Linked DNA regions of Homo sapiens: all the other regions are linked to region 3. A link is a loop called in an ENCODE intact Hi-C map of the cell type or tissue named here. Cell type or tissue: endothelial cell of umbilical vein. All regions are shown on one strand.

Region 1 (4,000 bases), 400 kb before region 3:
CTGTGAAACAGCCAGGCTCCGTAAGGAAAGTGTGTTACAACAGGAAGTCAGTGAGCAAGGGTAGTCCTCCGCTAGCCACGTCACCTAATGCTCACGCTACCATGGAAACACTTCAAATGTTACAAAGCCCAACCATTTCCAGCACCATATGAGAAATTACAACAGTCCCTAAAGTATTTTAAAAAAAAAAAAATCCCAAAAGGTTATGGCCTTTGCTGTTTGACCATAATGCTTGCTGTTTCCATGTACAAGTTGATTTGAATCGGTTTTTCTCCCCTTCCGCTGATAGTGAAGTTGTAACTGCGCTGGGTTGAGGTTGCGTCCATGTTACAGAGTTGAGAAGGGGTCAGGTGGTCTGTCTGGTGGATGGTGGGACGCTGCAACTTTTATCCCAGGTACCAGGACTGGAAGACAAAAGGAAAAATACAATTAAAATCACAATTTGTAAAAACGTGTGTTTTAGAAGTTGCCTTTTCAACCACGAAATCAGGATCTACGTTAGGGATGCGGGAGGGATTCGCTGGGAAAAGTAAAGGCACGACAGACAATAAAAAATCCTGTGACACTGAAACTGATCTTATTCTTCTGAAATTATAATTCATTGTCTTCATTGGGGTTTTCCAACATTCTGAGTATATCTTACAGAATGAGGTATTTCTGTTCACTTGAAATACAAATAAGGGTTTTGTTAACTGATGGGGGCAGTTATAGGAGGGCAGGAAACTTGACCATCTTGTTTATCATTCAATCCTCAGTGCCTAGCCCAGTGCCTGGAATACAGAACGTTCTTAATGAAGAAGAGTTGAATGAATGGAGAATGGGTAAAGGGAGGGGTTTCATGTGGCAATGAATGGCTACTCTGATGATTTTCAACATCTCCTTTCAAATGAGGTGCAGGCACTGAAGCCATGATTGTGACACTCTCCTAACAGGCCCAGATGGTCAATAGCGACACAAGAATAAGTGGAGGTAAGGTGGAAAAAGTGCTGGACCCAGTCTTCCTGGGTGATTTTGAGCAAGTCACAGTATTTTTCCTTCCTTACATATGTAGGATTTTATGAGGGAAGATGCTCCTTTCAGCCCAATATATCTAAAATGGTATTTTCAAACATGAAACATAATAACTAAGTAGGATCAAGATTTTACTCTATTAAGTACCACATTGTCCAAAGGAAAAATGAGGCCACTGCGTACCCTTCATTCATGCTTGCGTCCATGCAGCATTTATTTAGAGCCTTCTGTGTGCCTGCCAGGCCCAGTTACTGGTTACCTTTTCCTTTCGTAAATCCTTAGGTGGTTAGCTTTGAGCAATTGTCTGGTCATATATCACTTTATCTGCTGGCATTTCTTTTTCTGTTAGCTAGACAGAATGAGCAATTATGGACTAACATCAGAGTTAGTTTCTCCAGTGAAATAAAAAAGTATGTGGCTTTTGCCGACTTTTCTCTAGAGATACCTTGACAAATTCACTACATTTATCATTATTTACAGAAAAATTACCAAGGCCTAACAAAAACCAATGCTTCTGAATTCTTTAAGTTGACGGTATCAGAAAGGGTTCTAATTGGGTTGCTTCAGGCAGGTGAAGGATCATCCCTGTGGAAGAGATTCCATTAGGTAATGTAAGGACTCATTTGGTCCCCAGGGATGAATGGCTAAGTGATAGCTACATGGAGTTTGGTATAAGATTTCCTAGTCACACAAGCCACCTTTGATTTCCAGAGGAGTTTAAAAAACTTAAGCCCAGACCGAAAAACTACGCATCCTGTAGACTTTCAGATGTTATTCTTTGACCACATGCTTTGAGGAACACAATAAAGCCTCTTGTGTCCTGAAAGGAAATCAGCCTGGCAAATACACATGGCCTAAATCTAGCTGGACAAAAGAAAGAAGAGGGGGAGAGAAAGGAGAGAGAAAGCAAACCCCAAACTGTGTTTCTAGTAGGCCTCTACCTAACAGCTGACTCTCATCCACGTTAGAGCCGCTTCCTCCCTTCTACAAAACAGGTTCAAACTTTGGGTGCGGGGAATAATGCTTACTATTTCTGTTTTCACACTTTCTAAGTCGGTTGTGAAATTCCAGACTTCTTCAATCTGACACTAAGGTAGTTCTTGAAGCAAAGGCCTGGCACCCAGTGAGTCAGCAGGGGGAGCAGTTCTCCACACCACAGTTTCTGGACGAGACCTCAGGGCACTACAAAAATCTGCAGTGCCTCTGCACTTCTCTTAAAAAGCAAAGCAAAAAAAAAAAAAAAAAAAAAAAAGTTTCTTCACACATCTTACTATTCAGTATGTGCCTTGCCGACAAGGTTACCCCAGAGCAGCTCTGTAATCCTTCACTGAAATAGGCTTTATTGATTGCTCTGGTCTATTGTTCTCTTTTCAAGTCCCCCAAGTTCAAGTTCATCCTGGTGTTACATCATGTCTGGTTGCTAAGAGCAACCAGACAGACCCAGACGTGACTATCATTAGCAAGAAACCCTCTGCTCTCCTCCCACCAACCTTCCAGTGGTTCTGACGTAGCAGGCCCACTGCAAACACATTGAAGTATTTATTCTGCCTAATTTATGACCTACACAGCAAGCAAGACCCCCACTCCAAAAACCAACATTGTTGTATATTTAATTAATCTGTCTTTCTCTGGCACTTGGGAAAGTTAGACAAAGGACTAATTATTGTGTTTCACTCTGCACACTTTTCTTTTGGGGGGTGGATATTTGCATGGGAAAGAAAACTACAAGGCCCAGCATCAGCCCCCCACCTCTTTTTCTTTTTGCCCTATTGACATTTCATGAAATACTTTAGCTGCTTAAGGGAATTAGAAAAAAAAAATGCGATGTGAATGTTACTCCTTCTGAGTTGGTATTCAGTAACACAAATCAACTCATGACATGTTTAAATTTAAATGCTAACCACACACTCTCAGAGTTACTTTAAAGGTTAGTTTTTAATCAATAGAAGTTGCTGACTCCAGGTTTTTGGGCTGCACGCTGCAACTCTTGGGCTTTTGTCTAACGTTAAAGCTTTCAAACTTTTTTTTCCTTGAGATGATTTTAGCAATGATTTGCAGACACAGAAGGCTATTGTGCTCTGACCAGCAACATGTCAACAGAGGGGCTGAGCTGCCCTGTGGTGGGGTGTCAATATGACTCCTGAAGGCAGAGGTTGGGGGTCTTTAATAACCCGTGAAAAAACCTTAATTAACCCTTTCAGGCCCAAACCAAAACCTATTCTTAAACTTGTTCACTCCTATAATTTGACCATTAGTACTTATTTCAACATCACACTAATCTTCATGACAATTAACCCAGCTACTTGACCAAGGTTTTCCAGAACAGGAAGTTGGTTAGGGGAACCACACAGGGAATTTTTCTTTTTTGAAGTCTCTGATTAAATCATTTATTTGCAGAGATGGCAGATAGTTCTAATAATAATAATAATAATAATAATAATTCATACATCTCCCTGAATTTTCTCCTAATCAGTTTGTAAAGACACTCATAATCCCATTGGGATGAGTGTGACAGTCACACATGTGTAAGCCAGTCAATTCCTAGAAACTTCCATGAGCTGCTAGTAACACCAGATGGACAATATAATGTTTGTAAAAGCCTACTTTTCTCTTGTGATATTTTCTTATAATTTCTATTATGCAAGCAGTACAAGTTTTAGAACATTAATTGAAGAATGATTCTGCATATTTTCTTCTTGGGTCATATAGGAAAAACATAAAAGAAATCTGAGCTTATTCGATCGTTGGGGTTGAGCAGCAAATCACTGGGAAAATGGTAACACATTAAACAAAAACTATCCTCAGACATTTAGTGACATAAGCTTAGGTTTCATATGCTTTCTGCCTTCGTACTTTATAGCCCCTTAATCTACCCTACTGTATCCAAATGGACTACAAAGGAATCTCCCTCCCTATGTGCAGTGAGTGGCATTATTACAATGCAATATAGGATGATGTTATCTTGATACATTTACATTAAGTAAACACA
Region 2 (4,000 bases), 290 kb before region 3:
CTATCTGTCACTTAACCCTCATTACACTCCTGAGAGGTATTCCTATTTCCAGTACTTGGACTTAGACTCAGCACACAGTTAGGACTTCATAAACATTTGCTCAATGAATAAATGATTGTAACCTAGAAGAAAACACAGCCAAGAGGGGTTAAATATTGCCCAAAGCTATAGAGTTGATAAGTTGCAAAGCTCAATTCCCCAACTCTATATCCTGTACTGTTTTACAATATCATGCTGCCATCTTGAATATAGGTTTTATACTTGACACATAGAAAGCATAACTGATGAATGACCTAGAAATAGATGAACATACGAATAGAGACCATGACAACACATTAGTATGTACATCAAGGGGTATGTTGTGTTTCTCCCCAGTTCAAATCTTTATAATAAGAGTATTCATAGTCTGGTAAATTTATCAGAAGCTTCAGCTGAGAACAGAGATCAAAACGGCCCCAAATTCTGCCATGAGAACTCTCACTGCCAGCTCTAACCAGGAAGATTGTAGGAGTATGCATGTAAGAGAAAGGACTAGACCTTCATGCAGAGCAGTGACTGAAGGATACACTAATGTCATAAGCGTATTCCTGCCATAGTTCTAATTTCAACAGCTCAGTGGTCCATGACAACAGCCAGGGCACATATCGAACACAAGGTATATGCACCTTTTAATTCATAGGGCTGAGTCGGCTGAGGACAGAGTCAGTCTAAGGGTGGGGATACTCTCACCTTACATGGCTTCATTAGGTGAGGAGGGTAGGATAGGAAAAAAATCAAGCTTGGCCACCCATACTGTGAGCTAGGATTCAGAAGAAAGCGTAGTTTGACGACAATTTCTATTACTACCAGTCCATTGCACTTGCTGCCAGCTTTACTACCCAAATATTCACCCCAAACATGTCAAGAAAATTAAAAGGAAAAAATCATACAACAAAACATCCTCCTGAACTAATTCAATTTCAATATTTATTTTGAAAATTTATTGAATTATAGTAGAGGAAGCTGGCTGAATTAAGCCAGCCAGACTGTTATTTTTCTTCCTACGAGTATGGCAATATTTATTATTTTACCTCTCTATGAGGGGTTGATTAAAACTAGAAAATGTAACATTTGCAAAGTCATAATATATTCAGAAGAAGGTGGTTCAGATAGGCAAAATAAAAATATATAGGGGCCAATCAGAATTTTCTCTTCCATAACTTAGATTTTCTTTAAAAACTACATTTGGAAATAGACATTATGATTTTTTTAAAGGGCCACCCACTCTTTTGTCTGCTCCACACTCTACCTTCACTCTAGAAGAGGTGCCATTGACTTCTACAGATATAAAATGTGTGACGTTCATTTTAAAATTACTAGTAGAGCCTGCTATTGACCATCCAATTATGCCGAGTTCCATTTATAAACATAGCTAACCACTAAGTTTATGGAGACTTTTTGTGCTGCTTTAATAGGATATTGATCGAGCACATAGTTTGAGTAGACTGCCATTGAATTGTGTAATGGCAAACAAAAGGCAAGGTCACGGCAACTGTTCATGCTAGGGCTGCAATCTATTTTTTATTATATTCTTTTTGTTTCTTCCTTTAATGCTCGAGCCCAAATGGTTTCTTTTGAAAGAAGATCTTGCTTAAGAATATAAGCTATTTTAAAAATTAATTTCCATGCAATGATCACAGCTATCGTGTTACTTAACACAGGAAAACCAACAGGCCACTAGTTTAGAAAGAAAGTTTTAAATCTATCCCACTTTAATTAAGATCTAAAGTACTGCGAATGTTTAAATGGCACCCCAAATGACTGGATGTCTGGAATTTCTTATCCTACACCCATTTCCTCATTAGTCCTTCTGTGCAAGAACATTTTGTATTTTCAAGTTTGGGCTTGTTCCTACCCAAGAGTTTCGTTTTCTTGTTGTGCCTTGTAGCCGAGTTCATTCTGTCTTAGAAGTTCCACCATGTCAGGTTAGAATATTGCCAATAGTTCTTACTAAATTACTAGCCTGAAAATCTAAGCATCTGAATATGGGTACTTGAAAACGTAACAAGGACCCAGAGACTTCAAAAAGAACTTTAGAAATGAACTGCAATTTGGATGTTAATGACAATTCCTGTGTGAAAATATAGAAAGAGCGCACATTTCTAAGGCAGAAAACAGCCACTAGGGTGCCACCTCATGCCAGGCTGAGGCATATGCCTGGTTCCATTCACTCCCACTCTCCATTGACAAACAACTCAGGAATCCTGTAGTGGACCCGGCAGCTGAGCTTTGTGGCAGAGCCAGGACAATTCAGCTGCCGGATTTTAATAGATTCTGCAGCACTGCAACAGGAACCAAAAATCAGTCCGGGTAACTGAGAGTGGTTTTCACACCCAAAGACTCTAAGGCTGGCCACAGTGTACTGAGAATCCTGGCTTTTCAAAATTCCAGGGCCATGAAGTCATCCTTAGCCACGAAGTTTACTTAACCCTTGCAGCCGGCTTGGGTGTACAAACCGCCGCTAGAAAATTAGAGCCCACCAGGCCAGAGTCACAATGGCCTGTGTGTATTTGCGGTTTTCCTCTTTCCCAGTGAAGTAGTTAGGGTTTCGAAGTCACTCCACCAACTTCAAGTAAAATAGAGTCAGCAATTTGGAAGGAAATGGGCAGAAGTAGTGGATTTTTCAGGAGAACTTTCTGGGTTCCTACCAGGAGTGATATTTGACAGCCTTAGCACTCATACTTTGAGGAAAACACTAGCGCAAAATAAACAAAAGAGTGGGTGCTGACAGAGAGAGCTATCTAAGCAGCATCACTTAGCAGCTAGTAGAGTGGGCTCTCTTTGTAGCAACTTCAAGGGAAAGAGACCAATCTAAAAATGCCTTGAGAAGGCTTTGTTTGAAAATGCAGCATCATGTAAGAGCCATTTCAACAGATGGTTCTTGTCTCTTTCCTCATAGTATTATGCTAAAACAACTTTAGTGATTCTGAACCACATTGTTAACACTTGTAAAACCCCCTTCCCCAAAGCAGAGAATACTTCTCTCTCTCTCTCTGGCACAGCATCTAGTGGTCTGTATTTTCCTCCTCCCCTGGAACAAGGCAATAAATAATTGAGCTACTTTCAGATGGTCCTACCACATGGGGGAAAAACTAGCAAGAGAACAAATATAGATTTTTATGCTACAGTATTTTCTTTGCCATGGAAGCAGAACTTTCCATTCTTGCCTTTCGTGGACTTTAGATGATAATGAAAAAAAAAATTAAAAGGTGGTAGGCAGGAGGCAAGGAGGAAAGGGGAGTTCACGGAAGATTGCAGCTTCAGTTGGCCAGCAGGAGTCCCTGATTCCAACAGGTTCATGTATCTGATCAGTATAATTCAATGGCAAGCATCCTTGTTGCCTCATCCCTCACCTCTGAATTTGTGAGGCTAAGCCAGCAGCTTTCTCCTGAGTTTCTCTGCCATTGCCACCTTGGTAGTAACGCTATTAAAAACAACACACTTAGGACATAGTTATTTCAGTGAATCCACATGAGGAAATACTGAAATAGCACCTCCCTCCTCTCTTACATTTAAAAGGAAGAAAATGAAAAACAAAAACTAACTGGAAACCTAGTGTAAGTAAATATTTGTATTAGCAAATTTAAAAATCGAATACTAAAGATCCAGAAAGGGAGAAAAATCTCAACCTAAGCCATCATTAATGATGACTGTGAAATTTTCAGCCCATGTAAGTAGTCATAATTAGGTATAATTGCAGGGGACTGGATGGGGCTGGGATAGATAACAGAAGGTTAAGAAGAAATCTGCAAAACAGTCAGAGATTGTAGGACACTGAGACCATCAAAAACATCTAAGTGAAAGGCATAACTATGGAGAGAGTAAAAAGATCAGTGGTGGGGAGTGGGAGGTAATGAATAGGTGGAGAACAGGAGATATTTAGGGCAGTAAAACTATTCCATATGATACCATAATAGTAGCTACCCATCACTATGCATTTGTCAAAACCCACAGAATGTAC
Region 3 (4,000 bases):
TCATCCTGTTTACCGAGGGTGCCCAGTACAAAGTGGGCAAAGTGGTAGGAAATGCGGTCTCTGGGCTTTGCCAGTGTCGGGAGGATAGTTCCAGCATATTAGTCCCTGTCTGCTTAAATGCCGACGTTAGGTACCCGGCATGTGATGTCCTGCGGTTGAGCCCTCTTACTCTTACTCATCAGGTCCCGGCTGCAGCGCTGGGAACGCTGGGCACACCTGCCGATTTTAAAGCAGCAAATTCAGTTCAGGCCACCGGGAGCGGGAGGGCTCGCTTTTCCGCTGGGGCTACCGCATGAAGCAAGTGCTTAAATTTTTTCCCTTCACAAAAGGGAAAAAACCATTTTGCTTAAATCTGTTTTTTCTTAGGACGCACTTAGAGACCAGGCCCGCCAATATTCCAGTTAGAGTTAACGCTACCAGAAATATGCAGTGCTTTAGGATTCCAACTTGGGACTCGTTGAAGACCAGAATGTTACAGTCAATCTCGCCTTTCTCTTTTTGTTTCCAACACCCTACTTTCCCTTCAGTCTCTTTCCTCTTCGGTGTTCTCTACCTCTTGAAATATAAAAGTTTAATAAAAACACCACCCTATTTTATTTTTTAAAATAAAAGTTGACACTAAATTTGAGAGCTAGTGTTGCAACTAAGCTCTTCGGAAGTTTACCCATCTGTTCCCCAAACCTTTGATGCCTGTAATGTCAACCACGATTGCTTCTTAAAATTCACTAAAAGAAGTCTTTCAGTAACTTTGAAAAAGTGTAATAAATGCTAATGGGGGGGAGGGAACTCCCAACTCTGATGGATTTTACCTTCTCGGATCAAGGAGCAGGACTCCAAGCAAAAGAATAAACTTTATGTAGTTTATTTTTAAACTATTCTATTTTCAGTAGCGATTTCTCTTCCTTAGCTAAATTACTCAGCTTTGCTCAATTCCACTTTTACCTTTCCCCACACGTCCTCACTGACTCAGCAATTGTCACCGAGTGAGACCCTAGGTAGTGGGAAGGAGGCCCCCACAGATATGCTCCCCGGCTAAAGCGCTCGATTGAAGATCTGAGAAAATATCTTCAGAAACTACAAATGGAGCAAATCATTTACCTAATTCACTCAAGAGCTTCCACGGGAAGGACTCTGGAGGATGAGTGTCCTCCTAATGCGGTGCTAATGAAAAGCCCCTTAGCCGGCTCTCCGGCCGAGCGCCGGACCGCGTCTGCTCGGCGTCTACGGCGGAGCGACCCTGGTTGGCGGCGGCCGCGCATTCCCCCCCCCACCTGCCCGAGGTGGCACGGCGGCCGCAGCGACTCCGGACGCCGCCGGGGCCACTCTCCGGAGCGCCGCCCTGCGACCCCGGACGCCCCCTCCCTGCCCCCACCCACCGGCGCGGGTCTTCCTCCCGCTCTTCCTCCTCCTCACCCTCCCCGGGGCTCTGTGTGGGGGGCTAGGAGGTGACTGGGGACGCTTCCTCGGTCGCGACTCCCGGTTCTCCGCGGCCTCCCGCCCGGGGGGGTTGGGGTTAAAATCTGGGAGTTCAGCTCTGCGGCGAAATCTCGGGTTCCCAGGGAGGGGCCGGAGGGAAGGAAGACCCCGCCGGGAGCGCGCCGGCCAGAGCCGCCCCCGCCCCGCGCGGCCGCTGTCCCGTGGGGAGGATGAAAGCGCAGGGCCCGGGCGGGGCCGCGGCGGCTCCAAGGGGCGGCGAGTGCGGGGCGGGGACTGCGGCGCTCGCGGTGACCGGGCCCCCCTTCCCAAGCCGCAGCTCCTGGCCCTGCAGGTGCACCCCCAGCCCCCTTTTAGGCCCCTCCGTGGAAACCGCCTTCCGGCCCAAGTTCTATCCTTTGAGGCTTTGAACCAGGCCTTTCAGAAGTTTTTAAAGCTGCCCCGCCCCGCCGGCACTCACGGGGGTCACAGTCCCCCATCCCTCCACCTCCGCTACAGCTGCCGGCGAAGCGGGTGCCGGGAGGAAGCGGAGTGGGGGCCAGCGGGCCGGCCCGAGGGTCGGGGACCGAAGCGCCGCCCCGGAGCGCCAAGCTCGGCCCCAGCGCTTGGAGATCGCGCCGCGTAGCCCGACCTCGGAGGAAGCGCGGGCCCGCCAGCCCCTGGAGAGGGGAGGGCAGGGGGGCTGGGAGAGGAAGAGCGCGCGGGGAGGGGGGCATGTCCCCATCACCGAGGTTCCTGCGCTCAGTTCAAGCCAGGGGACAACTTAAATTGGCCTTCAGGGGAGGCAGCTGGTGACCCGTGTCCTCGCCCTCCAAATTCCCCTGAGCGAAGCAGGGCGCCACCTACAGGCGAGCTCTAGATAGCAGGCAGGAGAAAGACGCGCCTGCAAAGTAATGTGGCCCCGTCCCAGCAAGCCTAGCAAGGCCTGTTGTGTCCACAGCCTCCTCTCAGCTGCCTGAGCCTGTACCGAGTTATAGGTCCGTTGGCAACAGCAAGAGCCCTGAGGGCACTCAGCGTGTGCTTTTGGGGAGTGGAGAACTGGGTGTTAATTTCAGGAATTGGGGGATTCCAGTATCAAAGAAGTAGCAGCTCTGATTGGACAGGCAGGTTGCACCCTGACAATTTTGGCTGCACTTTGACTCCAGTATCTCGACTCCAGGCTATTTTCATGGGATGCACTACGTTTCCTTGAGAATAGCTGTGTAACCTTGGGCAAGTTACTTTATCTCCCTGAGTCTCTGTTTCCTCATCCCTCAAAAGAGGGAATAGTGGTACCTGTCTGATAGAGTCATTGTGAGAATTTAATGAGATGATGTAGGTAAGAAGCTGTAGGTGCCTTCTAAGGAATTTTCACCTATTTCTTTTTTAAAAATAGTTTTTAATTATTTATTTATTTATTTTGAGTCGGAATCTCTCTCTGTTTCCCAGGCTGGAGTGCAATAGCGCGGTCACGGCTCACTGCAACCTCTGCCTCCCTGGCTCAAACAATTCTCCTGCCTCAGCCTCCTGAGTAGCTGGAACTACAGACACGCGCCACCATGCCCGACTAATTTTTTGTATTTTTTAGTAGAGACAGCGTTTCACCATGTTGGCCAGGCTGGTCTCAATCTCCTGATCTCAGGTGATCTGCCCGCCTCGACCTCCCAAAGTGCTTGGATTACTGGGATTACAGGCCTGAGCCACCGCACCCAGCCAACTTTCACCTATTTCTAATGTGAAAACCCATCTTTTATTCTAAGAAATCTAACTTGTAAGACTGTTTAGCTTCTTTCTGTTCCTTGAAGATTAGGGCCTTAGAGGAAGTGGGAGAGAGCTAAGAGGTTTCAGTGTTTGAGTAGGAAACAGGATGGGTTATGGGGAGTTTTGATAACTAGCTTATCTCCTCATAGACAACGGCTGTAGGCCGGGTGCTGTGGCTCACATCTGTAATCCCAGCTCTTTGGGAGGCCGAGGTGGGCGGATCACCCGAGGTCAGGAGTTCGAGACCAGCCTGGCCAACATGGCGAAACCCCATCTCTAATAAAAATATAAAAATTACTTGGGCGTGGTGGTACATCTGTAATCCCAGCTTCTCAGTAGTCAAGCAGGAGAATCACTTGAACCTGGGAGGTGGAGGCTGCAGTGAGCCGAGATCACACCACTGCGCTCCAGCCTGGGCAACAGAGTGAGACTCTGTCTCAGAGAAAAAAAAAAAAAAAAAAAAGACAATGGCTATGTGGTGGCTCAAGCCTGTAATCCCAGTGTTTGGGAGGTGCGCGGGTCACTTGAGCCCAGAGGCTGGAGACCAGCCTGAGCAACACAGAGAAACCCATTTCTACAAAAAAAAAAAAAAAAAAAAAAAAAAAAAAGCTGGGCGTGGTGGCCCATGCCTGTAATCCTAACTACTTCGACAGCCAAGATGGAAGGATGGCTTGAGCCTGGGAGGCTGAGGTTGCATTGAGCTGAAATGGCACCACTGCACTCCGGTCTGGGTGACAAGCTAGAACTGTCTCAGAAACAACAACAAAACGAACCAAAAAAACCAAACAACATCTTATATTTGTGGATGACTTACTATTACTATTTA
Region 4 (4,000 bases), 590 kb before region 3:
TTCAGCATTATTATTAATATTGTGATTAATAATAATGATTAATTTTTAATCCATTCAGAGGTCATGACAGTGTTAGTTCCATTTTATAGACAGGTTGTGGTTAGAATCTGGATCTGCTAGGCTGGGCACAGTGGCTCACGCCTGTAATCCCAGCACTTTGGGAAGCCGAGGCTAGTGGATCACCTGAGGTTGGGAGTTTGAGACCAGCCTGACCAACATGGAGAAACCCCGTCTCTACTAAAAATACAAAATTAGCCGGGCATGGTGGCAGGTGCCTCTAATCCCAGCTGCTCTGGAGGCTGAATCAGGAGAATCACTTGAATCCGGGAGGTGGAGGCTGTGGTGAGCCGAGATTGCGCCATTATACTCAAGCCTGGGCAACAACAGTGAAATTCCATCTCAAAAAAAAAAAAAAAAAAAAAAAGAATCTGGATCTGCTTAATTGCTATCTTTCCCTGGATCATATTCATCTCACATAATGCACACAGCATCTCACTTCCCAGAAGGATCTTCACCTTTTCATCTGGAAACTGAGTGCTAACTGCCTACGGCAAAAATTCCTTTTCAATTGGTAAATAACATCTTCTTCTATAACTATCATTGGGAAACTCAGTAACTGCTTATTAAGTGCTTTGGGTAAATAGATGGAGGAGATATTGTATATAAGACACCTGTGTTGCCAAAACAAAGCACCTGCCTGTTTGTAGCTTACTAAACCACAGGCTCAAAGATTCTGTCCCTCAGGCTTTAGGAAATGAATTCATAAGTTTAGCAACCATTGGCATTAGCTCCAGGCAGCGTTTGATTTTTGGAGTAGAGCAGCATGAGCAGAGGCTGTGGCCCAGAGCAGAAGCTGGGGCAGAAGCCCAGGGACAGGCCAACAGGTGGGTGGGGGAAGCTAACTTCCTCCTGTGAGAGCTAATCGGCTGAGGGCATCCAGCAGGCCAATGCAAAATGAGTCTCCTGCCCTTAGAAAACAAATACCAGACAGGTCAGGAAAATTTAGCCCCAAACCAGTTCTGTCACCAACAAACTGGTTGACCTGGGAAAAGGCATTTAACCTCTTCAAGCTTCTGTTTATTCGTTGGCAAATGAGGGCATGGGATGAAATCGGTGGTACTCAATCACTGCTCTGGCACATCGGAGGTGGAACACGACTAGCCTACATGGTGCAGGATTTTTGTAGTAATTACTAGCCATCAAAAATGCCTGACAACTCATACATATACCTGAAAAACAGTGTTGGGGTTGGGGGTTGGTTTTCTTTTTATCATATTAGGTTTCTGTTATTTGATAGATTGGATTATTCAGTTCATTCATTCATTCATTCATTCATTCAAATGTTATTGCCTGAGCATGCTATGTGCTGGGCCTGTCCTGGGACCAGGTGCTGCCTTTGCTTTCAAATGGGGTTTACCTGGAACCAGTTAAAATTCCTAGGTCATAGGAGGTGACATGATACCTTTTCTCCTCCAAATAAGAATCGCTGAATCTGATATGACTGTGGGTAATCTGGTCATGGAAATCCCTGCTTCCCAATCCTTACCACTTCTACCGACCCCCATTCCTACTGGCTAGGAAATTCTCTAGGCAATTATCAAAGTTCCCCCAGCCCCCACCGGGTTCCTGCAGACGCCGAGGCGTCTACTAGGTTTGCCTTCTGATTCCTGTAGGTGGAGCCAGATCCCCCGGCTGAGAAGCCCTGGGCCTGCTCTCTGCGGCGGCCGCCGAGCGGTAGGTTTGCTCTCCAGCTCTCTTTTCCTCCTTCTCCCTCTCTCATGTGCGGTCTCCCTCAACATCCAAACCAACCGAGTGCGTCTGAGGTGAAATCGTGCCAGACTTAGAGACGGCTGCCAGGTTTCTCTCAAGTCTTGGCTTAACAAAAGAAAGCAAATTACAAAAATGGAAATTTTCAAACTAGCGTTCAGTGGTATTCAAATCGACGTTTGGGTAGCGCACAGGCACAGACCGCATTCGTGCTATTTTGTGATTAAAATGATACCAAAAATACCTCCTTGCTTTGGTTTTCGTCTTCGAAAACGACTTCTTTCCTTCTTCTAATTTCCCCCTTACTTTTGGGAGCGGCAAACCCCTGACCACTCTAGAATTGCTAACATTTGGACCGGCGTCTGTTGAAATCTTGCCTCTGCTGACTTTTTTTTTTTTTTAAGAGTTGAACTTTAAAAATGTGTGCACTTTGCAGCCTGGGGAAATACAGATAAAGAAGTTTCTAGGCACTTTCCCAGGAAGTTCTGTGTTTTGTGTGAGGAACTACAAGTTCTATGACAGTGCATAAATCGTCTTTACGTCTCATCTTGATACCGGGAGCAAACCTGAATGCGCGTCTTGCCAGCATGCATGCTACCTCGTTCTCCTTTGAGCATGAATTGTGTGCTCTGTCTCATGCTTTTAAAACATGGGTTTAAGGTGGCCATTGAGTTGGATCTTGAATGATTTTACTTAACATGAGGTTTTATAAAGAGCTTGATTGACCACGTCCTGCTCGATTATTTTTGCGGTTGCTAGACAAGGCCCTGTCCCACGTGGGTTTGTGAGAAAGGTGCTCTCATCATCACCCCACCCCCAAGACTGCACTATTTCTTTCCTTGGAAGCGTTGACTGTCTCCTTCTTACACAGCTGTGTTTGCAGTGCCTGGAGACAGGTGGGGGAGCAGTCTTGGAGGCCGAAGCTGCCAATTCCTTCTCTAAGGACTGTCTGAATAGCTATTAAATTTTAAAGCTCACACGCACGCACACACTTGTTTTGTTTGTTTTTGGTGGTGGTCACTCACTGTGCCTTCCCGTTTGTTGTACAAGGGCAGCTGCACCAGTTTGCCAGAGTGAGATTAAATGTCACAGACAGACATTCTATTGTGTGCATTCGCCAGCCCACCTAAGCATCACCTTGGGCCACTGCCATGTCTTTCTAGGTGCCTCAGAAAGCTGGGTCCTGTAGCATTGGCGGAGTTGTGGGACTGCTTATGAATTTCGGGAAAGAGGTTCTCCCATCTGGATAGGTAAACTTAAAGCTCCCACGAACACTGCAATACTCAGGCAGTAGTCACATCAAGAGGTTCTTGTTGGTTTGGGCCTACACGAATTAGGATTCTCTACCTGGCACAAGTGACTGTGGACAAATCAAGCTGCTAGTATTTTTCAGATTTCAGAATAGAGGGATGACATTTTAATCTGGAATCAGATACCCTGCTCTTTTTACCCTTTAGCCCCAAATACCCAGTGCTCTTCAGGACCCTCGTGCCTTTGCTTGTGCTGTTTCTTCCTCTGGGAATTTCTCCCCCATCCTCTTCTCTGCTTAGTAAACTCTTGTTGGTCTTTCAAGGCTTGTCTCAAATACAGCCTCTTTGAAATCTTTCATAGCCGTGCCCATGCACCGAATTTCCACCCCCTCCCTGTCATCTGTTAAATGTCGCTGTCTTGCTAGATCTATGTAACATACTACGTACTGCATAACTGTGTTACGCACATCTTGGTATGCCTCTTTCTCCCCTAATAGAATATACTCTTTGCCCAGGCAGGGAACACGTCTAATTTACCTCCTACTTCTCAGGCTAAAGATGCTCAGTAAAATCTTTTGAATGAATAAAGAAACATGCTTGGTTTTTTCATCAATTTCCAAGAGACAATGTGTTTACTTTCAGGCTCTCCTAGTTCAATTGCCAGACACCTATAACCATGTCCGTAGAGCTGAGAGTAAGATTTTAAAGTTTATATTAAAGTCTGATGTTCATAGCTCAGAGACATTCTTTTGGCTTACGGTAAAGGAAAGTTTGATGAGCACGTTGGTGGAAAATTTCTGTATTCCCAGCACCTGATTGATGCCTCTGTTCCTACAGAATCCAAAGAGAGCAGAGCACTCCTGCAGACATGGGAGCTTGTGAAAGTTGTGTAGCTCTCCTACTGCTTTGGTGTAGTCTTGCGGATTATACTAACAAGTTGTTATTCATTAGACTTTACTCATTAAGTCATTCAAACTAGAAAC
Region 5 (4,000 bases), 540 kb before region 3:
CTTCTTGTAAATTTGTTTAAGTTCCTTATAGATGCTGGATATTAGACCTTTGTGTGGTATCTTCTTACAGCAGGCCTAGCAAACAAATACACATGGTATGTGGGAGCTCATTTCCACATGCTCCATGAAGGAAAGACCTGTGTCTCTGAATCTTCCTCTGAAGGAAGGAGGAAAGGAAAGCAGAAAAGAAAAAAGGGAGGGAAGGAAGAAAAAGGGTGGGTCACAATGCGCCTGCACCTGCCTTGACCCCAGCTGGAAAATCTGCCTGTGAGCAAGGGGGCTTATACTTCTGTATTTAATCCTTATATAACCAGAACATGTTTGTGTATAACATTGGTAGTTGAAAAATAAATACAAACATATATACATATCAAAGAAAAGCAGAAAAGAAAATTCTTCTTCTTTCTCCAAGTCTCCAAATGGGAGAGTAACTGCTTGGTAATGTTGAGGTTAATAAAAAGAATACTGAAGTCAATAAAGGATGAAAAATGTTTCATTTTAATTTGTTTACTCCAACTTTTTCCTCCTGACCAAATAAGATAACTGCTTTGGGGCGGGCCGGCTCTTGTCTTACTTCTTCCTAGGAATTCACAGAGCCAGAGAGACACTGATGGAGGATGTCCTTTCTGGATTTGCTTGAGAACATTTAGAAAAGTTTCCAATGATTGGCCCTAGATGGATGGCGGCAGTAAGGTAATAGCTACCATTTCCACTCAGTTGTCTGGGCTCCAGTACATGATACATAAACCACACGCAGCCTCACTGCGGTTCGGAGGTTAAAAGTTATTAACTGAAATCAATTGAAATAAAAAGAGCCACATCTGCCTTGGTACACAATTAACTTCTCCAGACGGCTTTGGCCTGCACTGCAGGGGACACACACACACACACACGCGCGCGCGCACACACACACACACACGCATGCACACATTCTCACTCAGTAACCCTGGGGGAGAGCAGAGGCAGCTGCGGGAGCCAAAAACCTCCCCAGTCCTAATTAAACCCTCAAAGTTTCCAGGCAACACAGCCAAGGAAAAAATCATTTCCAAGCCGAAGACCCCCAGCCCCCAGCCCCGGCAAAGGAAACGGGTCGTTTGGTTTAATCAGCCCATGTGCACATTCTCTCTCCCCAGGTTGCCAAGACGGGCCTGTACCTAGCAAAGGTATTTGTGTAATCAAAGCTTCTGGAACTTTCCCTGCCAAGGCTACCAATGTGAATAGGCTCCTGAGGTAAAAATGTTCTCCCCGCTGGGGACGGCGCCCTTGAAGTCTACATCAAAATCAAGCCAGGGTCACAGCTGTTGCGGCACCCCACAGTGGAAAACTTGCAAGAAATCCCAGCCTGAACTACTGCTTTGCCTCAGGTCTACAGGAAACAGGCCCCAGAGAAGGGGAGAGAGAGAGAGAAAGAGGAGAGAGGAGAGAGGAGAGAAGAGAGAGAGAGAGAGGGGGAGACAGAGAGAGAGAGGGAGAGAAAGAGAGAGAGAGAGAGAGAAAGAGAGAGATAAACTTTGGGGGTGGGAAGACAAAGCCACTTGAGAACCTTGTCCTCTTCATGGAGACAGTCCACACCCACCCCATTCACCCTCACCTTATGTGAGCTGGGGTTCCCGCAGGTTGGCCAAGAACCACTAGGTGGCAGCAGATTAACTCTTCAGCTGCCAGGATGAGCTGGGGGCAGTTAGGAGCTGAGTATGAAAACTTTGTATCTGTCACTTCCCTCAAAGGAAAGAAAAAAAAATGACTTTTTCTGTACCCCAAAGATCCTTGGCTTGCAGATTAGGTATTGGAGAAAAATCTTTGAGGGGTTGAGATTGCTTCTTGGGTCACCTGTTCTTAGGCTTGAATTAGAGTGAAATGCAATTGTATGTACTCCATGTTGTATAACTTGGATGACACTTGGTTCACACTTTGTTCAAGGGACTGAAAGATCCTTTAAGAAATTTATGCTCACATTCAAATTCCCTTCAACAAATGCTAAATATAAGAATTAATGAGTGTATTCCATTTTCCAGGGACAGTGCTAATGGTCACCTAGATGGCCAATACCCCTGCCCTCTGGGAGTTAATGGGGAAGACAGGCATTAAAAAAAAATAGCATTCTTGCACTTAACCACTTTGGATGAGTCAAGGAATCCAGACTTAAATCTGCTATGGATAAAGAAGAAAAAAATAAGTTAAAGGAATACAGGCTTATGAAAGTCATTTACATTAAGCTTCTGTTACATGGGAAGGTAACAGGTTTTTAGGGCTTAGGTTTTTAGGGTGGCCAGTAACCTAAAATATGGGAGCCACCAGAAAGAAACTTTACCAGCATGGTTTATATATGCTTGCTGTTCAAATGACAAAGAAAACAAATCTTTCTCTTGAGTGTTCTAGCCTCTGCAAAGCATCCCCTTGTTCTACCTATTAAACCTCTGCCACAAATATAAAAATAATGTGGTGTTGATTGGTGTAGGGGGGCAGAAATGTGAAATTGATTTACTTTAGAAAGGAGAGAGATCTACTAGCCACCAGAGGAATAAATCCAGAAAGCGGGGAATGGGGCTGGGGTGAAAAGACAAGTGTTCTTGTAGTTGAGCTTAAGAGAGTTTGGGAGGAATATGGAAAGAGGGAGGAAAAAAATTAGGAGGAGAGAGCCATAAACGTGTGATATATATGACTTGAGAGAGATAGGGAAAGGCAATTTTAAGATGTTTTGCTGTGCATTTGGGATTCCGTTTGATAGGCTTCAAGAGAGTTCAGTAAAGATTAAAATTGCCTTACAATTATTTGTATTTCTTCGACTGGAAAGCCGCCTAAGTCACAAGCACACACTGTTGGTGGAATCAACCCCCTTTCCTTTCCCGTTTGTCTAGGTGGTAAGGTAGGACTCAGATAATTTCTTTCAGGAAAAGCCATCCCAGTGTGTCCAGTAGGTTACACAAAACATAATTAGCATGCTAACCCTCATATGCAATTTCTCATTCCTAATGGGCAGCCTCAGACTTTTTGAATTTTTTTCTGTAAGTTCACCAAAAATTAAGCATCACAGTAAGACAGCTCTCTGATCCGCAGCAACTTGGGATGGTGATATCACACTGTTTTCTTGTATCATCCCCTGTGCTTATGCTGGGTGCATGACAGGGCTAGGAGGTGTTTGATGGAATTGGGGCTCCTAGTGGCCTACTCTCCTAGTGTCTTACTTGAGACAAGAACTGTTATGTCTTGGAGAAACTTATATGAGTTTGATCCTGGGGTCATGACGATCCCACAGGCCAGCCAGTTCATGCTTCCATGCTTGTATGCATACTTTTCCTTCTGCTGGACTCCCCTTACCCTGACCCATCTCTTTGCCAGCCAACCAGACTTCTGGTCTTCTTAGCAAATTCCTACTCTAAAGTGAAGACTGTTGACATGTCCTGGCCTCTGTGAAACCTGCTCTGGCCACTCACCCACACCCTCTTGTACATAACTCACCCCTAGTACAGCTATGTTGTGTTCCTATCTACCTTTCTTATTTTTTTCTTGTTTATTATTATTATTTTTGAGACTGAGTTTCGTTCTTGTCACGCAGACTGGAGTGCAATGGCATGATCTTGGCTCATTGCAACATCTGCCTCCCAGGTTCAAGTGATTCTCTCGCCTCAGCCTCCTGAGTAGCTGGGATTACAGGCACGCGCCACCATGCCTAGCTAATTTTTGTATTTTTAGTAGAGGCGGGGATTCATCACATTGGCCAGGCAGGTCTTGAACTCCTGACCTCAGGTGATCCGCCTGCCTCGGCCTCCCAAAGTGCCGGGATTACAGGTGTGAGCCACCATGCCTGGCCCCTATCTACCTTACTACAGTGAAGACACGAATTATCTTTCCATCTTTGGTGCCCAGCACAGTGCCTGATACGCAGGTGATGCTCAGTATATGACTGGACAAAGAGCTGTTATGTGACTTGTCATTCCATGCTAGGGAAGCCCAGCTCTCGAAAAGCCATCACTTTCCAAGAACTCTACCTAGAATTCAA
Region 6 (4,000 bases), 390 kb before region 3:
ATAAAGTCCAAGTGCTTTACTACCCTTGGAAAAAGGTATGTATTTATTCACGACTAGACTCTGATCTAATGTTTCTGCCGTCTACTGTAAACTGACAGATACACCAAACAGAATAGGGTTCTTCAGACACACACTGCTGTTCCTTTGCATGCACTGTTCCTCCTGCCTGGTCTGGAATGTTCTCCCCACCAAGTATATCTGTCTCCTTCAAAACCACTCATGTGTCTTCTCCTCTGGCATATCTTCCATGAGCTCCATGCTTCTCCCCAGAGTTAGTTACTGACTCTTCTGTATGGATTATACCTATTTCAATTACTTCATCGATCACATCTTAGTTTATTTACTTTTCTTTCTGTGAGCTATGTACGGCAGGGATTGAATAATGTACATCTTTAGCCTCCCTTCCAGCTTAGTATGGTGCCAGGAACATAGTAGGTGCTCAATAAATTCTGGCTTCTTTCTCCTCTCTAAGATCAATCATGCAGCTGGCGGGTGGGAGAGATGAGCTAGGAATCCAGGTATTTTGACTCCTAGTCCAGGGTTTCTCTGTGTACCAAGATGTAGAAAAACTCCTAGTCCAGGGTTTCTCTGTGTACCAAGACCATAGGTCCCTCCTATGGTCAGTTCCCTTATTAGACCTACTATGTTATTCTTCTATCCCCCTAGTACCACTCCTTCCCCATATATGCACAGACACACTGCCAGGGACCAATGGAAGGAAGACTGCGCTTGAGAGGGGCAGAAGCTGTATGTCATGAGGGCTGGCCTTATGCTTCCCTTCACTAGTCAAGGCAACAGGAGATATGCAGCATAGTCCAGCCCTGGAGGGCAGCAAAGGGTGCTTCCCACATTATTAAGGCAGCACTGTGAGGGTCCGAGGTTGCCCTGTGCTGAGAACAACTGTGCCTGGTGGCATCCCCATTATCTCAACACATTCAGACTCTGAGGAAGGAGGGTGTTGAGGGTGAGAAACACAGGGCCAGAACAGCCTGTCCTAACCCAGTGTCCCTGCTCCAAGACAAGGGATCCGGCTTATCACAAGCTCATGTGACTCATTAGTTAAATGTGTAAAGCGTTTGGAAAGTGAAAAGCCAATTAGAAGTGCTAAGTTATTTCATCTCTGCTGTAAAGGAAGCAATGTGAGACCTTAAGAAAAATTCTCATGCAAATATTTTGGGGGAGGTGTGTGCTGTGGAATGTAACTCAATGAACAGACTCAATAGAAAGGCTATATCCCAAAAAGACAGGGCACAGATCAAAGAATGTGCCTAAGTCCTCAATAAACAAACAGGAAGGTAAGCAGGTGGGTGTGAGAAAAGTGGCAGGAAGAATCACTGAGACCTCACGTGAGATCTTCGATGGATCTCACATTAGACAGCAAGCTCTGGGCTTGAAACTGTGTGTGTCAGTGGAACTTTCAAGGCCTTAGACTCATTAGAAGCCCTGGGAAAGCCTAGGTCCAAAAGGATTCCTAATGCTGAATCCTTTCCTCATGTGAACAGTCATTATTTAGAGTGTAGAAATATTCGGTAAGGCCAATTTCTTGGGCATAGGATTTTCACAAGCAAGGACTTTGTGGACAGCGAGAACACCACCTGTATTGAGTTCTCTCCTCAAAGTTCATGCAGCAGGGCCAGTCAACTCATTTTCCTGTTCTCTGAACTTGTGTTGACTCAAGCTCTGCAAAACCAGGCTCTTTTCCTTTGCAAAGGAAGCATCTGGTTCCAAGTCATAAAAGAGAAACCCAGAACCTATTGCTGCCTGTTTGGTAAGCACTCTGGAGGGCACCCAGGGGGCACTGTTTCACAGAGCTCCCCTGCAACCACAAAGGCACATATCCTCCAACTCAGCCTTTTCAGAGTCCATGTTTAACCAGCACACGGTGACCCAGCCCCATGGGAGCAGGTCTGCACAAAACGCCAGGACTTCTGCCCAAATCCTGGACCTCAAACAGAGGCTGAAAAGAAATGACCTCTGCACAGTCACGCACATAGCATCTACATCTCCTAAACACATAGGGAGTGTGTGGAGGAAAGGCAGAATAATAAGCCAAGCATTCAGAGACAAGAGGGTCAAGTGCAACTACTGGAGTTGAAAAGTGCATGAAACCTATCAGGGAATAGGAAAAAAGAATATGGCAGATCCTATTAACAGTCTATCCACTACCTATTGCGCCTTCTTCCTTGGGACAATTTTGCTTAGAGAGGCAAATGTGACTGGTCCTAGGTGACGGTCATGATTTGAGCCAATCAAGATAATCTTCTGCTGGTTTTCTCAGCATCCTTTGCAGCTAGAGATTAAAATGTGACCCAGATTTAGCCAATGAGACCTACAAAGAAATTTGCTAGCAGGGTGCACAGGAGGAATAGCAGGGCCTTTTCCCTGATATTAGAGGAAAAATAAGGTATGATATGACTATGCTATTTGGAGCTGCAGCAGCCATCTTGCCGTCAGAGGCTCTAAGCATGAGGCTGAAGAGGCAGCATACTGAGGAAGACAGAGCAGAATGTTAGGAACGGCATGGGTTCCTGTTGGCCTCGTGCAGCGCTGAAACAATGCCAACAACCACTCACTCACAGATTTCTTGTTACGGGAGGAAAATAATCCTGACTGGCTTAAACCACACTTAATTGGGGTTTCTTCTATGAGGTAGATACTATTATTGCCTTCATTTCACAGATGAGGAAGCTGAATTTTAAAGGGTAAGATACACAAGATCACTGAGATAAATGGCACAGCCAGGATGTCAGAACAGGTCTGTCCTACTCCTTGAATCATGACTTTTCCTCCTGTTCCCCCAGAGAAACCTGGTGAGTACCCAGTACATTTCCCTTAGTACCCTGGAATGTCACTGATCAGAAGCATTGTTATGGAGACCCACCTAAAAGCTAGAAATGTTGATGGCATTTCTGCACTTGGCACTATGGTTTTCTAAGTTCCATGCATGGCTATCATCAACTTTTGATCTAGTTCCTGTCAGTTCTGTCCACCAACTCACAACTCCTTTTTCCAACCCTTTTCCTGACATCATTTTCTGTCCCCCTTTTCCCACAGTTCCAAGTGCTAATTTAATGGATAGCAGATTTTTGGTCTATTCCCTTCCTCTCCCATACAATGTAAAATTTCCTGTGAAATCTCTTTTTTACCTTCCCCTTCTCTATTGCCACTGTTCTCACTTTAATATTAAAAAAAAGGAAGCAAGAAGAGAAGCAATATTTACTGAGCACCTATTGTGTGCCAGATACTATGGCAGAGACCTTAATTATTACAATAATCATCAATTTGTTTCAACTAAGAAGATCCCCCAAATCTTTGTGGAGCAAAGGTGACAGGAAGAACAGGAACTGAGAGAAAAGGTGACCAGTATCTAGAATTAATGGCTCGAACTTTGTCCAGAAGTGAAGTTTGTGGCCAAGGATGTCTACGACATGCTGCCAAATTAAAACTTGAAAGACAAAGACTCTGTTTATTGAAAAATTTATTTTAAGAGTGTCTCATAGCCTGTCAGTGAGTCAGCCGCCAAGTGTATGTGAAGAGAATGTGTCAAGAACTTACAGGTTGGTGTGGGAGCTGGGGAAGCTGGGACGATTCACTCCTGCCCACAGTAGTATGGAGGGAGGGGAAGCAGATTGCATGAGTAACTCATCTCTGCGAGGTGTTGCTTACTATTCAACACCTGCTACTGGAGCTGAGAACATACGAGAAAAAATGACCAGGCACCACCTCGATTTAGGTACCTCCTTTCCCTTTAGATTCTGAGGGGTGCATTCACTTCCTGCCAGTCCTTACCACTCTCAGAGACATTGTCTCCCCTTGGGAAGGCCCTTCTCAGGCACAATTTAGCGTAAGAGAAGCAATGGTACACTTAGACTGCTGCCTGTACAAGGGAAGAATAGCTGTGCCCAATTTAAACAGGCTTTTGGGCACCTGTAAGGTTGATGCTCAGTGGAACAACCTACAGGGTTAGGATTTTGCAGTGGGTAGTAGGAGGCTTCCTAAT
Region 7 (4,000 bases), 800 kb before region 3:
ATGCTTCTCCCATTGTTTCATTATGCACATGCTGTTCCACAAGGCAACATATTGTAACCTGAGATTCTACTACTCTAGCCTCTCTTAAAACCTTCCAGAGAAAGTAGAGAAAAACTGCTAGGTTTTCTGTGGGAATTACAAAACTTTGGAATTAGCAAAGTAAGAACTTGCCAAGTTCCCGGCTATGTCTGTTTGAAGTGGCTGATGATTCTTTTGAAGTTTTCTGATCCAGTTTTCTATGCCTCTGTGTTTCAAACATCAGGGTTCATTTTCAAAGTACTGCATGGAATTTTAACCAAATATACCATATTTAAATCAACAAAGGCTACACAGCTAATTCCTTGAAGAATGCCTTCAAATGTAACTTATCTTGCTTTTTGCAACTAACCCTGCCTTTCTACCCCCGAGTCAAGAGACTCTTCAAAATTTTCTTACAGGCTCTGATGTAATATAACACCACATATTTATGAAGAGGATTAAAAGTAAAAAAGAGCCCAGGGAACTCACTAATAAAGTAGTGTTAAACTATAATTACACCAGTATTTTCAAGTAGAGGGAGCTATTGCATAGGAAGAGAACAGAAGAGAACCAAAAAGTACAGTGGCATATCAGCAGGCAATCGACGTGGTAATATAAAAGAGCTGTCTATTTTGTCACTGGCAACCATGAATCACAACACACTTTTCATCCTGAAATATGAAACCATTACATTTTAAGTTTGACACACTAATAAATAAGCTGTACAATTATTTCCTTCATTTAGGATGTCAGTTTTTGATGAAAGGCTTTTTTATTGGGGGGAGAAGGGAGACTACATAATAGCTTATTCCTCTCATGAACTGCCCAGCAGCTAACATTACTTCATATTAATAATTTCTACACTTCCTTAGAGAAAACTGCAACAGCAAAATATACCAAAAGCAAATAAATGGTTGCACCAAGTTGTTTGTGAACAATCTCTGCAGTTTCAGATAACACCAAAATTTAAAAATATTATTTTTAACCCAAATAGGTGAGGAGGTTTTCAAAATGCAACCCACTGAATTGATAATTTAGGAACATTCTAAAGGACGATTCACCAGAAGGAAATGGAAATAGACTTCTACCCTTGAAAGGTGAATATATTTTCCTTATTGCCAGAAAAGTCATTGTGAGCACTAATTTACACAAAGTGAGGCCTTCTTTAGACCTCAAACTAGTGACAGGAATGCTTTCTTACTAAAATGTATTCAGGTTTAGACCACTAGTTATGCTAAACACTAAATCCAATCTACCACCCCTTTTCCTGGACGACAGAACCCAAAGGCAGCTTCTTTGTCATTTGGGGGGCAGGGAGGGGACAAACTAGCTACCTCTGAAGATGCCCCATTATGTATAATCACTGCTTCATTTTTTATGATGACTTTTCTGCCTGTGATTTCCCACGTAGCTGAATGAAATCGCTTTAATGAGTAACAGTCATTTCCTTTCATTTCCTTTACATCACATGCAGCAGCCACCCTATGGAAAAACAGCAGCTGCTACTGCCTACTGAGGTGGCTGCTATTCTTGAGGCTTTGCTGCATAAAAATGCTCAAACACCAGCCTGACTCAGGCTGCTTCTCATCAGAAAGGTCCATTTTCTGAAAATACAATCTATGATATTATGTGCATGTTATAGCAAACAAATGTTATAGAGACACTTCTCAAAACCCTTACCCAACCCCCAGGCCCCCAGGCATATTTACATAGATAAATATATGAAGCGCTTCACAAATGTGCATGTTATTCTTGCACAAGGGTCGTGCTGATCTCTGTATCATTCCAATTTTAGTACATGTGCTGCCAATGTGCACACCCCTGATGGCACCTTGCTGAAATTATTTTAACTGTCTTCCTACTAAAAACAAAATCCCCATCAGTTTTTATCACCTTTCATCATAATTGTAAAATCTCTAATATTTCTTCTTTTGGTAAATAACACTGCAAGGAACATTGTGTTTAAGAATCAAGATGCCGCTTTAGACTAAATAGCCAATAGAGGGCACCAGAGACCAATCATAGAACATGAGAAACATGTACTATGGGAGCCATTCTCTTCTGAAGGAATTTTTTTCCTCTTTATTCAAAAGGCTTATATTATTATACACACTGTAACAGTGTACCATATGTTTGGTTCAGCCCATTTATTTCTGAAAGTTGTACCCTACACCTCTTTTTTTTTTTTTTTTTTTTTTAAGACAGAATCCCTCTCTGTCACCCAGGCTGGATTCTCATGCCTCAGCCACCTGAGTAGCTGATGTTACAGGTGTGTGCCGTCACTCCCAGCTAATTTTTCTATTTTTAGTAGAGATGGGGTTTTGCCATATTGGCTAGGCTGGTCTCGAACTCCTGGCCTCAAGTGATCCTCCCGCCTTGGCCTCCCTATATCCTCTGAGTGGCATCAGCATATACTCAAGCATTCCCTTCTCCCCCTCACCCCTCCATTGAGTTGCTCACTAAGGCATGTCAGTTCTTTTTATCTCAGCCTTTTATCTCTTCTGATTCTTCCTTTCCATTTCCACTGCCACAGCCTTGGTTCAGCTTCTCGTTACTTCTGAGCAGCTGCTACAGTTTCCTGATAAGTCTACCTGTCTCTAATCTTGCCCCCATGAGTCAATTTTCTAGAGAGATAATAGAACCATCTTTAAAAATAAAAAGGTGATCATAATTCCTCCTCTGCTTACAGTACTTCAGGGATACCTACTGCCTTCAAGATAAAGTCCTAACTCCTTTATTCTTCGTGGAAGGAAAATCCTTCAGAACTGCAGTTCTGTCTCGTCTCTCACTTTCCCCATACATATCACTGCCTGCTCCCGTTTGCCCAACACTTTATCCCAGGTATTGTGAAAGGCCTTGTCATGCTGCGTGGCTTAATGCAAACCATCCCCTCAGCCACGAACGCCCTCCCTGACCCACTGCCACTTGTCTAGAGTTTGCCCCAGAGTCAGCTCAAGTGTCTCCTCCAATGAGAAGCATTCCCTTACTCCCTGAAGACCCAAGCACTTCCTACTCTGTGATATCCCTAAACCAAAAAAGACCTTCAATTACAGCATTTATCATAATATATTTCCTTTACTATTTGACCTTCTAGAATTAGTTTGGTCTTCCTGTTAGATGTATCCACAGCTTGTTGCATTTTCTTCATTAAAATACTTTTTACATTTTACTGAAATTATTGTAAATTATTTCCTTTAAATTACTTCCTACTAAAAGTAAGCTTTATGAGACCAAGAATGTGTTTGCTTAGTTTTTGCTTGATTTTCAGGGCCTACTACAATGCTTGTCATGGAGAAGGCACTGAAGAGTAGTTAAAATGTTGAATGACTATCTATTTAGTTTGCGTCTTCCCACTGGACGGCAAGTACACCAAAAGCAAAAGCCACATCCCATCATATAGGAATAACAACAACAGCTGGTAACACTTACTAAGCTCTTGCCATACCAGGCACTGTTCTCAGAATCTTATTTATTTGAACCCATTTAATTCTCACACCATCATGAGGTAGGTATGTACCAACATTATCCCCACTTTCCTGGTGAGGAAATTGAGAAAAATTAAATAACTTAACCAAAGCACATGGCTGGTAAATGGCAGAGCCAGAAATTAAGCCAGCCAGTCAATTCCCAGAGTTTGTGCTTTTAGCCACACTAAGCAATGCTGCTTCTCTAACTTAAGTATTTGCTAAATGAATGAAATGTTGAAAGAAGACAAATATGTTAGAAGATATTTTTATCATCTTACCAAAGTGTATAAAACTGAATCCCCTAAATATTGCACTTGGCCACCAGAGGTTCATGTTTCAGTACCTAGCAGATGAAAAGTTAGAGGGTACAGAATGTGCAGCATGCCTGCATGTACAGGTAAAACATGCATTTGTTTGCCAAATTTCAATGTACAGTTACTTTCTCAAGAATCCATTCATTTGGTGGGCGTAAGAAGACTGTTACATGAACAGATTCAAACATGTGATAATCATTA

What was found. Peaks named below come from ENCODE experiments on the same cell type or tissue, not always from the same donor. Only the 100,000 strongest peaks of a DNase experiment are listed, where the experiment ranks them.
Region 1: it touches region 3 in a loop (9-fold over the local background); 103 of 110 quality-filtered maps call a loop at or near these places.
Region 2: it touches region 3 in a loop (10-fold over the local background); 80 of 110 quality-filtered maps call a loop at or near these places.
Region 4: a loop joins it to region 3, with 5 times the contacts of the local background. A loop is called at or near these places in 49 of 110 quality-filtered maps.
Region 5: it touches region 3 in a loop (7-fold over the local background); 29 of 110 quality-filtered maps call a loop at or near these places.
Region 6: a loop joins it to region 3, with 8 times the contacts of the local background. A loop is called at or near these places in 7 of 110 quality-filtered maps.
Region 7: it touches region 3 in a loop (5-fold over the local background); 66 of 110 quality-filtered maps call a loop at or near these places.

Annotation. Positions count from the first base shown.
Region 1 is chr1:61,451,707-61,455,706 of GRCh38, reverse strand. NFIA (nuclear factor I A) reads right to left here. Exons shown (of 11, transcript NM_001134673.4): 11 at 1-404. The coding sequence ends at 387. Among named protein-coding and RNA genes, the nearest start is that of NFIA-AS1, 200 kb to the right of the region's middle. RefSeq lists an enhancer at 1,189-3,584. In endothelial cell of umbilical vein, a CTCF peak has its summit at 2,142 (motif pointing right); a DNase peak (open chromatin) is centred at 2,306; H3K27ac peaks cover 1,945 bases.
Region 2 is chr1:61,336,564-61,340,563 of GRCh38, reverse strand. All of the region lies in intron 4 of NFIA (nuclear factor I A), which reads right to left. Among named protein-coding and RNA genes, the nearest start is that of NFIA-AS1, 85 kb to the right of the region's middle. In endothelial cell of umbilical vein, a CTCF peak has its summit at 2,165; DNase peaks (open chromatin) are centred at 2,363, 3,073 and 3,363; H3K27ac peaks cover 2,741 bases.
Region 3 is chr1:61,048,341-61,052,340 of GRCh38, reverse strand. No RefSeq gene overlaps it. Among named protein-coding and RNA genes, the nearest start is that of NFIA, 32 kb to the left of the region's middle. In endothelial cell of umbilical vein, a CTCF peak has its summit at 2,286 (motif pointing left); a DNase peak (open chromatin) is centred at 2,160; H3K4me3 peaks cover 1,477 bases; H3K27ac peaks cover 1,639 bases.
Region 4 is chr1:61,639,590-61,643,589 of GRCh38, reverse strand. All of the region lies in intron 2 of LOC107984964 (a long non-coding RNA gene), which reads right to left. Among named protein-coding and RNA genes, the nearest start is that of TM2D1, 84 kb to the left of the region's middle. RefSeq lists enhancers at 1,577-1,626, 1,837-1,886. In endothelial cell of umbilical vein, a CTCF peak has its summit at 1,662 (motif pointing right); a DNase peak (open chromatin) is centred at 1,699.
Region 5 is chr1:61,586,487-61,590,486 of GRCh38, reverse strand. No RefSeq gene overlaps it. Among named protein-coding and RNA genes, the nearest start is that of TM2D1, 140 kb to the left of the region's middle. RefSeq lists an enhancer at 251-2,726. In endothelial cell of umbilical vein, a CTCF peak has its summit at 1,623 (motif pointing right); a DNase peak (open chromatin) is centred at 1,646.
Region 6 is chr1:61,433,962-61,437,961 of GRCh38, reverse strand. All of the region lies in intron 10 of NFIA (nuclear factor I A), which reads right to left. Among named protein-coding and RNA genes, the nearest start is that of NFIA-AS1, 180 kb to the right of the region's middle. RefSeq lists an enhancer at 870-1,371. In endothelial cell of umbilical vein, a CTCF peak has its summit at 1,774; DNase peaks (open chromatin) are centred at 1,031, 1,711, 2,531 and 3,581; H3K27ac peaks cover 3,656 bases.
Region 7 is chr1:61,850,336-61,854,335 of GRCh38, reverse strand. All of the region lies in intron 17 of PATJ (PATJ crumbs cell polarity complex component), which reads right to left. It also overlaps the pseudogene RNU6-1177P. Among named protein-coding and RNA genes, the nearest start is that of MIR12132, 6.3 kb to the right of the region's middle. In endothelial cell of umbilical vein, CTCF peaks have their summits at 576 and 2,004 (motif pointing right); DNase peaks (open chromatin) are centred at 625, 1,485 and 2,005; H3K27ac peaks cover 649 bases.